Regions from separate parts of the Homo sapiens genome. Here region 2 is linked to region 1. The links are chromatin loops, found by intact Hi-C in ENCODE. Cell type or tissue: PC-9. All regions are shown on one strand. Each heading gives the region's core, and the rest is flanking DNA. Links, peaks and the distances in the headings are about the cores only.

What was found. Hi-C counts contacts between places; a loop is a spot of excess contacts. Peaks named below come from ENCODE experiments on the same cell type or tissue, not always from the same donor. Only the 100,000 strongest peaks of a DNase experiment are listed, where the experiment ranks them.
Region 2: it touches region 1 in a loop (13-fold over the local background); 32 of 110 quality-filtered maps call a loop at or near these places.

The regions. Positions count from the first base shown.
Region 1 is chr11:107,573,680-107,579,061 of GRCh38, reverse strand. No RefSeq gene overlaps it. Among named protein-coding and RNA genes, the nearest start is that of ALKBH8, 11 kb to the right of the region's middle. In PC-9, for the core only: CTCF peaks have their summits at 2,171, 2,370 (motif pointing left) and 3,869; no DNase peak of the experiment used is centred there.
Region 2 is chr11:107,895,640-107,901,021 of GRCh38, reverse strand. No RefSeq gene overlaps it. Among named protein-coding and RNA genes, the nearest start is that of RAB39A, 30 kb to the left of the region's middle. In PC-9, for the core only: a CTCF peak has its summit at 2,551; a DNase peak (open chromatin) is centred at 2,551.

The DNA of each region.
Region 1 (5,382 bases), core at 230-5,229:
ACACCTGAGAGTTGGGCCTTCCTTTGAAGCCTGTCACTTCCATGGACTGTGGCTTTTCTAGGTCCTTTGAAGGCTATTACTTCTATGGCTTTCAGTTTGGAGACCAGTCCCTACTTCGGCGTTTTGAGAGCAAAAGGTGTTCTCGTCATGTATTCCATGGCTTTAGGGCCTTCTAGGTGATCAAAGTCTGGAACCCAAATCCTTCAGGAATTTCCATATATCAGACTTCCTTGGAGGCTTTCTTGTCTCATTTGTATCAAAAATAGAACTGGAGTACTCTGGTGTTGCTTGCCTGTCATCCTCTACCTCAGGACCATCTCTGCTAAGCATTTGTTCCAAACCTGACCCAAACAGGAGAGTATGAGCTTGGATCCTGATATAAAAGAGGACTGTCTGGACCAAGCAGGGCTGCCCTGAGGCACTGCTGTGTATTGCATGCTGACCACCATCTCCCATAACTTAAAAGAAGGATGACTGAGTCTCACTTGATCCTGGACTCTGGCCTAGATGGACAACCCAATACATTTTGGTCTTAACCCTGCTTATGAAACCCCAAAAATATGGCTAATAGAAGTAATGCTTCTGGAGCACATTTTCCCTCAGGAAATGCAAATGGATCTCTCAAATCTAAGTGTTTTTGTTTAGAAAAGCAAACAAAAGATCTCAGCTTTTTTCTTCCATGAATACAGTTTGACCTCATTTCTCCACTTTCATTGTTCCTAGGTACTTAGGGCTCCAACCACCATCCCTGGTGTAGAGTTGTCTAGAGGAACTACAGGCAGTTCTAGATAGTTTTGAGATCAAGCCATGCTTTAAAAAAAAAAAAAAAAAAAAAAAAGCACAACCCAGATTGTAAGGCATTGTATTAGAAGTGAACTTCTTACTGCAGTATCTCTCCCTCTTGCAGTGATGAAGTCTTTCCCACATCTTCAAGATACTGGGAAGATCATTCATGGGCCTCATTGACACCCCTGTTTCAGTCCTCATTACTATTTACTTAAACAGCTAATTGGCAAGGAAGGGGACATTTGTGAACAATACCATTAGATTTTAACCACTCCACAGACACCTTCGTATAGCCCTGGAAAGTGGACTACCCTCCAAATACCTGATGGTTTTCCATTGTCCAAACACCTCCTAGCCCAGACCCTCATCCTCCCTGGAGGCCTGGTGGTCTGCTTCCCACCACTGCCTTAGTAACGGGTGAACCAGAAGCCCAGCCTAGACCACTGGCACTAGCCATTGTATCAACAACTTTGGTTCCCAGTCAGATTTGCTTTTTTTTCTGTTCTGTGACTTGTGGCTTAAATCCTAGTTCATCTTTCAATTGTTATTAAGGTGGTTCGGTGTCTCTGTTAATTCTTGTTGATTTTTTTTTTTTATATCAACTGCGCTGACTTTTGAGAGATTCTTTGTTACTAAGGCTTAGTAACATCTACTTAAAACTCCTAACCTTTGACTTTGGTACTTGGACTCCTCTTTTGGATGCTGAATGGGAGGAGCCTGGCATCACTTCAGGGAAGTGGCACCTTCTAAAGGCCTCCTTATCAGCCAGAAGCCTTTGGTGATTCAGGAGCTTTTGAGACCGTATAACTGCCCAGTGGGTTCACCTTTCCCTCTGCCTAGGCGGAGCCGATTTATCAAGACAGGGGAATTGCAATGGAGAAAGAGTAATTCACCAGAGCCGGCTGTGCCGGAGACCAGAGTTTTATTACTACTCAAATCAGTCTCCCTGAGCATTCAGGGATCAGAGTTTTTAAAGATAATTTGGTGGGTAAGGGCTTGGGAAGAGGGGAGTGCTGATTGGTCAGGGTGGAGATGGAATCATAGGGGGTTGAAGTGAGTTTTTCTTGCTGTCTTCTGCTCCTGTGTGTGATGGCAGAACTGGTTGAGCCAGATTACCAGTCTGTGTGGTGTCAGCTGATCCGTCAAGTGCAGGGTCTGCAAAATATCTCAAGCACTGATCTTAGGTTTTATAATAGTGATGTTATCCCCAGGAGCAATTTGGGAAGGTTCAGACTCTTGGAACCAGAGATTGTATGACCCCTAAACTGTAATTTTCAATCTTGTAGCTAAGTTAGTCCAGCAAAGGCAGACTGGTCCCCAGGCAAGAAGGGGGTCTTTTTGGGAAAGGGCTGTTATCAATTTTGTTTCAGAGTCAAACCATGAACTGAATTCCTTCTCAAAGTTAGTTTGACCTGTGCCCAGGAATGAACAAGGACAGCTTAAAGGTTAGAAGCAAGACAGAGACAGTTAGATCTGATTTCTTTCACTGTCATCATTTCCTCAGTTATAATTTTGCAAAAGTGGTTTCAATAGTGTTGGTATTTGCCCCAGGATACTTTGTTTCTAGACGTTCTTGCTTCCACTGCTGCCACCTCCTGGTCAAAGGTGCCTGATACACTGAAAAGAATTTGTATTTTCTTTGGGTCCTAGATTTTTGTCTTTAACAATTTGTCCCTAATTTTTTGTTTCCTGAATTCTTTGCCAAGGCTTGTCTAACCACCTCACCTCACCTCACCCCAATTTCCTTGGGTTTGATTAAAACCAATTAATGTGAAGTCACTGCTAACCACCTCACCTCATCTCATAATATTTATTTATATTCATTGGCCTGAAAGACCATTTAAAACTACGGAGGTATGTGTAATATGAGGGATAACATAAGAAATAAGTCAGAAACTCACAAGCCCCAAATAATAATGATAGGTATGAAAAACATTTGCTAATATGAGATCATGGTCCACCTGTATTACCAGGTCAAACATTCAACTTCACTAAACTTTTTGTTTCAAGTAATTTTTTCAAAGCTTTTCTGAATAAGATATGTTTCTTAGTCTATTCCTGCTATTATAACAAAATGCCTTATAAATTACCTAGTCTAGGCAACAGAAATGTATTTGAAACAGTTCTGGAGACTGGGAAGTTAAAGCTCAGGGCAGAAGCAGATTCAGCATCTGGTAAAGATCTGTTCCTCATAGATGGCACCTTCTTGCTACATCTTTGCATGGCAGAATGACAGAAGGAGCAAACGCACTTCTTTCTCTTCTTTTTAAGGGTACTAGTCCCATTCATGAGGGTGGACCTCTCATGACTTAATGGCTTCCAAAAGACCCACGTCCTTTTTTTTTTTTTTTTTTTTTTTGAGACAAAGTCTCTCTCTTATCCCCCAGGCTGGAGTGTGATGGCGCAATCTCAGCTCACTGCAACCTCTGCCTCCCGGGTTCAAGCGATTCTCCTGCCTCAGCCTCCCGAGTAGCTGGGACTACAGGCGCCTGCCACCACGCCCGGCTAATTTTTGTATTTTTAGTAGAGACAGGGTTTCACCATGTTGGCAAGGCTGGTCTCAAACTCCTGATCTCAGGTGATTGGCCCGCCTCAGCCTCCCAAAGTGCTGGGATTACAGGAGTGAGCCACCACACCCAGCCAGACCCACCTCTTAATACTATTGCACTGGGGACTAAATTTAAGCTTATGAATTTTGTGGGGGAGCGGAGGACTCCAACATTCAGCCCATAGCAACGTGTTGTTTCGTGAAGAGGGTCATAATCAACGCTAATTAATTGTTAATTCCTCATCCTGATTATGTCAACAGGCCTCCTAGAGATATTGAAAAGTAAATTCTAGGTCTGGTTAACTTTCCATTGACCACGTGGTCCCCTAAGCCATATTTTAAATAGGTGAGAAAATAATGATACTCAATCTTATTTCTGACTTTGAAAGCAGGGGCAAGAGAAGAAAACAAGACAATGCTGTTTGTCCTTTAGAAATATTATCTCATCTAAACTTTCAATTAAGACTCTGTATACACTATCATTCTTAAAGATTTTAAAAGTTATACTATGTAAACTACCCTGTATGTGTTTGCATAACAGATGCACCCACTTTAACAAAACATTTTTCACCTTTTTATGTCTATATTTTTGTCTCATTATACTTGGAATACTTCAAAATATAAAAAAGGACACGTCTTTTCTGCAATGGTGTCCCTCAGCAATAATGCATGCAGTTGGTAAAGGGGAAACCTTTGGGTTAGACTCCTGGCTTTATCACTAACTGTGTCAATCTTGGGAAAGTTGCTTAAACTCTCTGAGCCTCAGAGCTCATTTGTAAAATTGGGAGAATAAAACTTGTACGGTTATTGAAGGATTCAGGAATAGTGTATGTTAAGCACTTTGTGCTTGTAATAAAAGGTAGATGTAAAGAGGTACATGTTTTAACGTATAAAAGTTGGCCCTAGGCCGTGCACGGTGGCTCACACCTGTAATCCCAGCACTTTGGGAGGCCAAAGCGGGAGGATCACTTGAGGCCAGGAGTTCGGGACCAGCCTGGCCAACACGGTGAAACCCCGTCTCTACTAAAAATACAAAAATTAGCCAGGCGTGGTGGCAGGCACCTGTAATCACAACTACTCAGGAGGCCGAGGCAGGAGAATTGCTTGAACCTGGGAAGCTGAGGTTGCAGTGAACCAAGATTGCGCCACTGCACTCCAGCCTGGGTGACAGAGCAAGACTCTTGTCTCAAAAAATAAAATAAAAAATAAAATAAAATAAAAGCTAGCTCTTTTACTCATGCGATAACAGACATGGATGTAAATCACTCTTTAAAATATTTTATATTTAAATCCCAGCACTTTGGGGGGCCAAAGCAGGCGGATCATGAAGTCAGAAGATCAAGACCATCCTGGCCAATATGGTGAAACCCATCTCTACTAAAAATTACAAAAAAATTAGTTGGGCATGGTGGCGCATGCCTGTAGTCCCAGCTACTTGGGAGGCTGAGGCAGGAGAATCACTTGAACCCAGGAGGCAGAGGTTGCAGTGAGCCGAGACTGCATCACTGCACTCCAGCCTGGCAACAAAGCAAGACTCCATCTCAAAAAAATACAAAAATAAAAATAAAAAAATTTATATTTAAACAGCTCATACATTTTGTCTTTAAGTCTCAGTTGTTACATTTGTAAAATGGGATATAAGAGATGCCAAAAAGAGTTGTTTTTATTTTTTATTAAAAATTTTTTAAAAACTTTTGTCAAATTATAAAACATAATCTATTATTCTTTAATAATTTAATAATCTGAAATTTGAATCATCTGCTTCTTGGTCCTTGCACCTTATAAAATTAAAATACTTCCCTTGAAATGAGAATTCCAAATATACTAGAAATCTGGCAGCTTCTCACTCTGGGGATGATTTTTAAAGAGGTCTATGTTGACAAATAACATACAATCTTTTTCCTCAGTGGTTGAACACTTGCAAAAGTAGCAAAATTGCTTGTTAAACATGCAGGTTACTGGGCCCTGGCCCCAGAGATTTTGGAGCACACACTGTAACCAACTGGTGTTCAGAGAATTAAAATTTATATGTGCTTTAAGTTGACTCG
Region 2 (5,382 bases), core at 111-5,110, 320 kb before region 1:
GATTACAGATGTAAAACACCACACCCAGCCAGTTTTTTGTTGTTTTTGTTGTTGCTCTCTGATTATTTTCTTTGTACACTGTGCTCTTCTTGTTTCATGATATTAATTATTATCTTCGAAGTTTTCCTTTAGTCCCTGCTTAGTCTATGTTTGCTCTGAGTTCATTTTGTTCTCTCTGGTGGGTTGTTTTGGCTTCCGACTTTCCACAGGAGGCTTCAGCTTCCTCATTTCCACTGTCAGTTGCCATGTGTTTGATTACTTGTCTCTTCCAAAATGTGGTTGACATCCTTGTCTACTGTTGTCTTTTCTTCTGTTGTCTTTGTGGGTTTAAGTCTCTTTTGTTGTTGTTGTTGTTAATTTGTTTACTATTACTCACTGGGATTTTGGAAAGGAACAAATATAAACACATCTGCTCAGTACAATATGTTTCAAAATGACTTATTTGATGTGTGATGAACTAAGATCTAAGGGAGTGAGGTGAATTGCCCAAGCACCAAACTCTAGTGTGTGGCAAAACCAAGCTAGTACTTAGTGCTTCTGTTTTCAAGTTCAGGGTTATTATTATCAATTTCTGCTTTCCCACTCCTCCCTTTCTACCACTAGCGCTTATAACTATCCAGTAGTCTTCCTATGTATTATTTATTTGCTCATTTCCCCACCCCATCTTCCATGCTATATATATGTAGTACGGGGACAGTGTCTGACACAGAGTAAGCACTCAGAACTTAATGATTGAATGAATGAATGAAAAGGTAAGTGGCCTGTACCTTAGATTTCCCCTCACTTAGGATTTTGCTTTTGAGAAAAACACCTTCTCCAAATGATGACTGGTGGAAGGCATACAGACATTTGACTTGTGGTTTTGGAAGAATATGCCTAATCTTCTTAATTGAAAAGCAGAAAACAGGGTGATTAACGGTATGAAATTAAATATATGCACCTATTATATACCCACAAAAATAAGAAAAAAAGAATATGAGATTTGAAGACAGAGGTAGGTTTTAGTACTTGGGTTCAAATCCCAGTTACCTCACTTACAATTTGTGCAACCTCTTTCTCCTTTTCAAGTGTAAAAAGGTAAAGTATCTGATTTTTAAAGCCCTAGATCAGTGCATTCTATTTCTGTCTTTTCCCTTCTCATAATTATTCTCCCCTTTTGGAGTTCTGTGGTGTCTGTTTTTAAAGAAAGGAGGTGGCTGGGCATGGTGGCTCATGCCTGTAATCCCAACACTTTGGGAGGCCAAGGTAAATGGATCACTTGAGGTCAGGAGTTTGAGACCAGCCTGGCCAACATGTCAAAACCCTGTCTCTGTTAATACTACAAAATTAGCTGGGTGTGATGGTGCATGCCTGTAATCCCAGCTACTCGGAAGCCTGAGGCTTGAGAATCACTTGAACCTGGGAGACAGAGGTTATAGTGAGCCGAGATCGGGCCACTCCACTCCAGCCTGGGCAACAGAGCAAGACTCCGTCTGAAAAAAAAAAAAAGTTGGGCACAGTGGCCCACACATGTAATCCTAGCAGTTTGGGAGGTCAAGGCTGGCAGAACACTTGAGGTCAGGAGTTCGAAGCCAGCCTGGCCAACATGGTGAAAACCCTGTCTCTATTAAAATACAAAAAAATTAGCTGGGCATAGTGGTGGGTGCCTGTAATCCCAGCTACTGGGGAAGCTGAGGCAAGAGAATCGCTTGAGCCGGGGAGGTGGAGGTTACACTGAGCCGAGATCATGTCACTGCACTCCCGCCTGGGTGACGGAGCGAGATTCCATCTCAGAAAAAAATAAATAAATAAAAAATAAAGGAAAAATAAATAAATAAAGGAGGTGCATTTCTTTCTTTGTCTGAATGGGTAAGTGCTAATTATATTTTGCAGAACTTATGTGAGTCTACTCCCCCAAAGTTTAGAAAGATCATAATTGTCTTGGTGTTTTCCCCTAATCTTAGGAGTATGCTGACTATAATGCTTAAAAGTGCTTTCATTTTTATTAATACTAGAGAAATTCAGGCCTTTAGTGCTTTTCACTAAAGACTATGGGAAGATGGTATAGCAAGTAATTACATTTTACTTCTAGCCCTTGTTCCCGACTGGTCCATTACTTCTTGATAACTTAATAAAGCTAAGAATAAAGTTCTTTCAGATTATTGAATAACTATTTTTTCTTTTAAGAGTCAAAGTCTCGCTCCATCACTCAGGCTGGAGGGCAGTGGCGCATTCACAGCTCACTGCAACTTTGAACTCCTGGGCTCAAGTCATCCTCCTGCCTCGGCCCCGCAAAATACTGGGATTAAAGGCATGAACCACCATTCTCAGCCTAAAAAACTATTTTTTCTGTCCTACAGAGATTATTATTGTTAGTTGAGGTTTTGTTCTGGGAAATACCAGACTATGGTAGAGCTCCCAAAAAGTTTCTCAGTTTCATAAACCTAAGAATCTGTTCCATTGGGTTGCTTTTGGCCTCCAAATGTTTGAATTCCTACAGAGTTGCCTAAAACAGTGAAGTAGGTGACTTAATTTTCCTTCTGCTATTGCAGAAGTATACACATGGAGGCAGTACAGTCTAATGGAGTCTGAGATTTGGAGTCAGCCTAGCATTCACCACCAGGATCTGTTGTGGATTAGTTGCATGATTATGTCCACTGGTGCAAGCTGTTAAATCTATACCTCTGTTTTTGCCTATATAAAACAATGTTTTGTGAATTAGTAAAATAATATTGTACATTTGGACGGGTTAAATTAATTTTATATTAGTAAATATTAATAAATCACTTCTGAGTGGCAGACATTTGCTAGATATCTCCATCCAGATGTCTTAGAGGTACCCAAACACAAAAAGTTCAATGTATAATTTGTTATTTTCCATTTTAGATCTGCTCCTCTCCCTACAGTCTTTTTTTTTTTTTTTTTTTTTTTTTTTGAGATGCAGTCTCGCTTGTCACCCAGACTGGAGTGCAGTGGCGCGAACTTGGCTCGCTGCAACCTCTGTCTCCTGGGTTCAAGCCATTCTCTTACCTCAGCCTCCCAAGTAGTTGGGATTACAGGTGCACGCCACCACACCCAGCTAATTTTTGTATTTTTAGTAGAGATGGGGTTTCACCATGTTGGCCAGGCTTGTTTCTAACTCCTGACCTCAAGTAATCCGTCCACCTCGGCCTCCCAAAGTGCTGGGATTACAGGTGTGAGCCACTGCACCTGGTCCCTACAGTCTTTAAAAGGAATAATTCATCCTTCATGCAGTTGCCTTAGTCAGAAGCCAGGGACTTAGCCTAGATGCCTCCATCCTCTCTACCCATGGCATCCAGTCAGCACTAAACCGTGTTGATTCTATTTCCTACATATGTTCAACCGTGTCCCCTTCACTTCATTCTTAACTCAGGCTCTCATCATCTTTTGCCTGGACTATTACAATTGCCTCCTAACTAGTGTTTCTGCCCCCTCCTTTGTATAACACACATTAGTGACAGAATGATGGTGGCATTCCCATGCTTCCAGGTGCTGCAGCTCCTCAGGAGGCATCAAGTGCTTTATGGCATGTGCCTGCGACCTCTATGACCTCTTCTTTCACTGCATCTCCATGTGCCCTCTGTGAGCCAGCCATATCCCATGTGTTTGAAGTTCCTCTCCTTTTTGCCTGTAATGTCCTTTCTATCTCCTTGGCTGTCTACCAAATTCCTACCTTTATTTTCTTTTATTCTATTTTATTTTATTTTATTTTATTTTGAGACAGAGTCTCACTCTGTTGCCCAGGCTGGAGTACAGTGGCACGATCTTGGCTCACTGCAAGCTCCACCTTCTGCATTCAAGCAATTCTTCTGTCTCAGCCTCCTGAGTAGCTGGGATTACAGGCACCTGCCACCACACCCGGCTAATTGTTGTATTTTTAGTAGAGACGGGGTTTCACCACATTGGTCAGGCTGGTCTTGAACTCCTGACCTCAGGTGATCCACTTGCCTTGGCCTCCCAAAGTGCTGGGATTACAGGTGTGAGCCACCGCGCCCAGCCCCAAATTCCTACTTTTTAAGGAGCTGCTTTTGCCATCTTGTCAATAAAGTCATTCTTGATCCCCTTTCACTCACTCTATACTGTCTCTTGCCACTCAGCCTCAAGAGCTTCTTCTCCATCTCCTTCTCTTTCTTCTTTTTTTGAGACAGAGTCTCACTCTGTCGCCCAGGCTGGAGTGAGGTGTCACGATCTCAGCTCATTGCAAACTCTGCCTTCTGGGTTCAAGCAATTCTCATGCCTCAGCCTGTCCAGTAGCTGGGATTACAGGTATGTGCCATCACGCTTGGCTAATTTTTGTATTTTTAGTAGAGATGGGATTTCACCATATTGGCCAGGCTGGTCTTGAAATCCTGGCCTCAAATGATCCATCCACCTCAGGCTTCCAAAGTCTGGGATTACAGGCGTGAGCCACTGCACCTGGCCAAGAGATTCTTCTTTTCTACTTCCAAAGCACCTTCTATTCAACTCTATCTGGAGACCATACATGTCTGCATTTAAGAGCCCAGACTCTGGAGTTAGCAAATGTGGGTTTCAATCTATCACTTATTAACTAGGTAAATTTTTTTCTTTTTTTTTCCTTTTTTTTTTGAGACAGTCTCACTCTGTTGCTCAGGCTGGAATGCAGTGGTGCAATCTTGGCTCACTGCAACCTCCGCCTCCCGGGTTCAAGCAATTCTCTGCCTCAGCCTCCCGAGTAGCTGGGATTACAGGCACCTGCCACCATGTCTAGCTAATTTTTGTTTTTTTGTTTTTTTTTTTTTTTGAGACAGAGGCTGGCTCTGTTGCCCAGGCTGGAGGCCAGTGGCATGATCTCGGCTCACTGCAAGCTCCTCCGCCTCCTGGGTTCACCTGCCATTCTCCTGCCTCAGCCTCCAGAGTAACTGGGACTATAGGCGCCCACCACCACGCCCGGCTAATTTTTGTATTTTTAGTAGAGACGGGGTTTCACCGTGTTAGCCAGGATGGTCTCCATCTCCTGACCTCATGATCCACTCACCTTGGCCTCCCAAAGTGCTGGGATTACAGGCTTGAGTCACCGCGCTCGGCAATTTTTGTATTTTTAGTAGAGACCTGGTTTCACCATCTTGGCCAGGCTGGTCTTGAACTCCTGACTTAGTGATCCACCCACCTCGGCCTCCCAAAGTGCTGGGATCACAGGCGTGAGCCGCCAAGCCCAGCCATAAATTTTTTTCTTAAATTTTTTTTTTTCCTGCTCACCGTCCACCGTTATATGACCTCTTTAAGCCCCAGTTTCCTGTTCTATAAATGGAGATAATATTTGATACATGGTAAGCACTTAATATAGTAATAATAATAAGTATTTTTATTATTGCATTATTTAACTTTATTTTAATTGGCGATTTGTATGTATGGCTTCCTCTG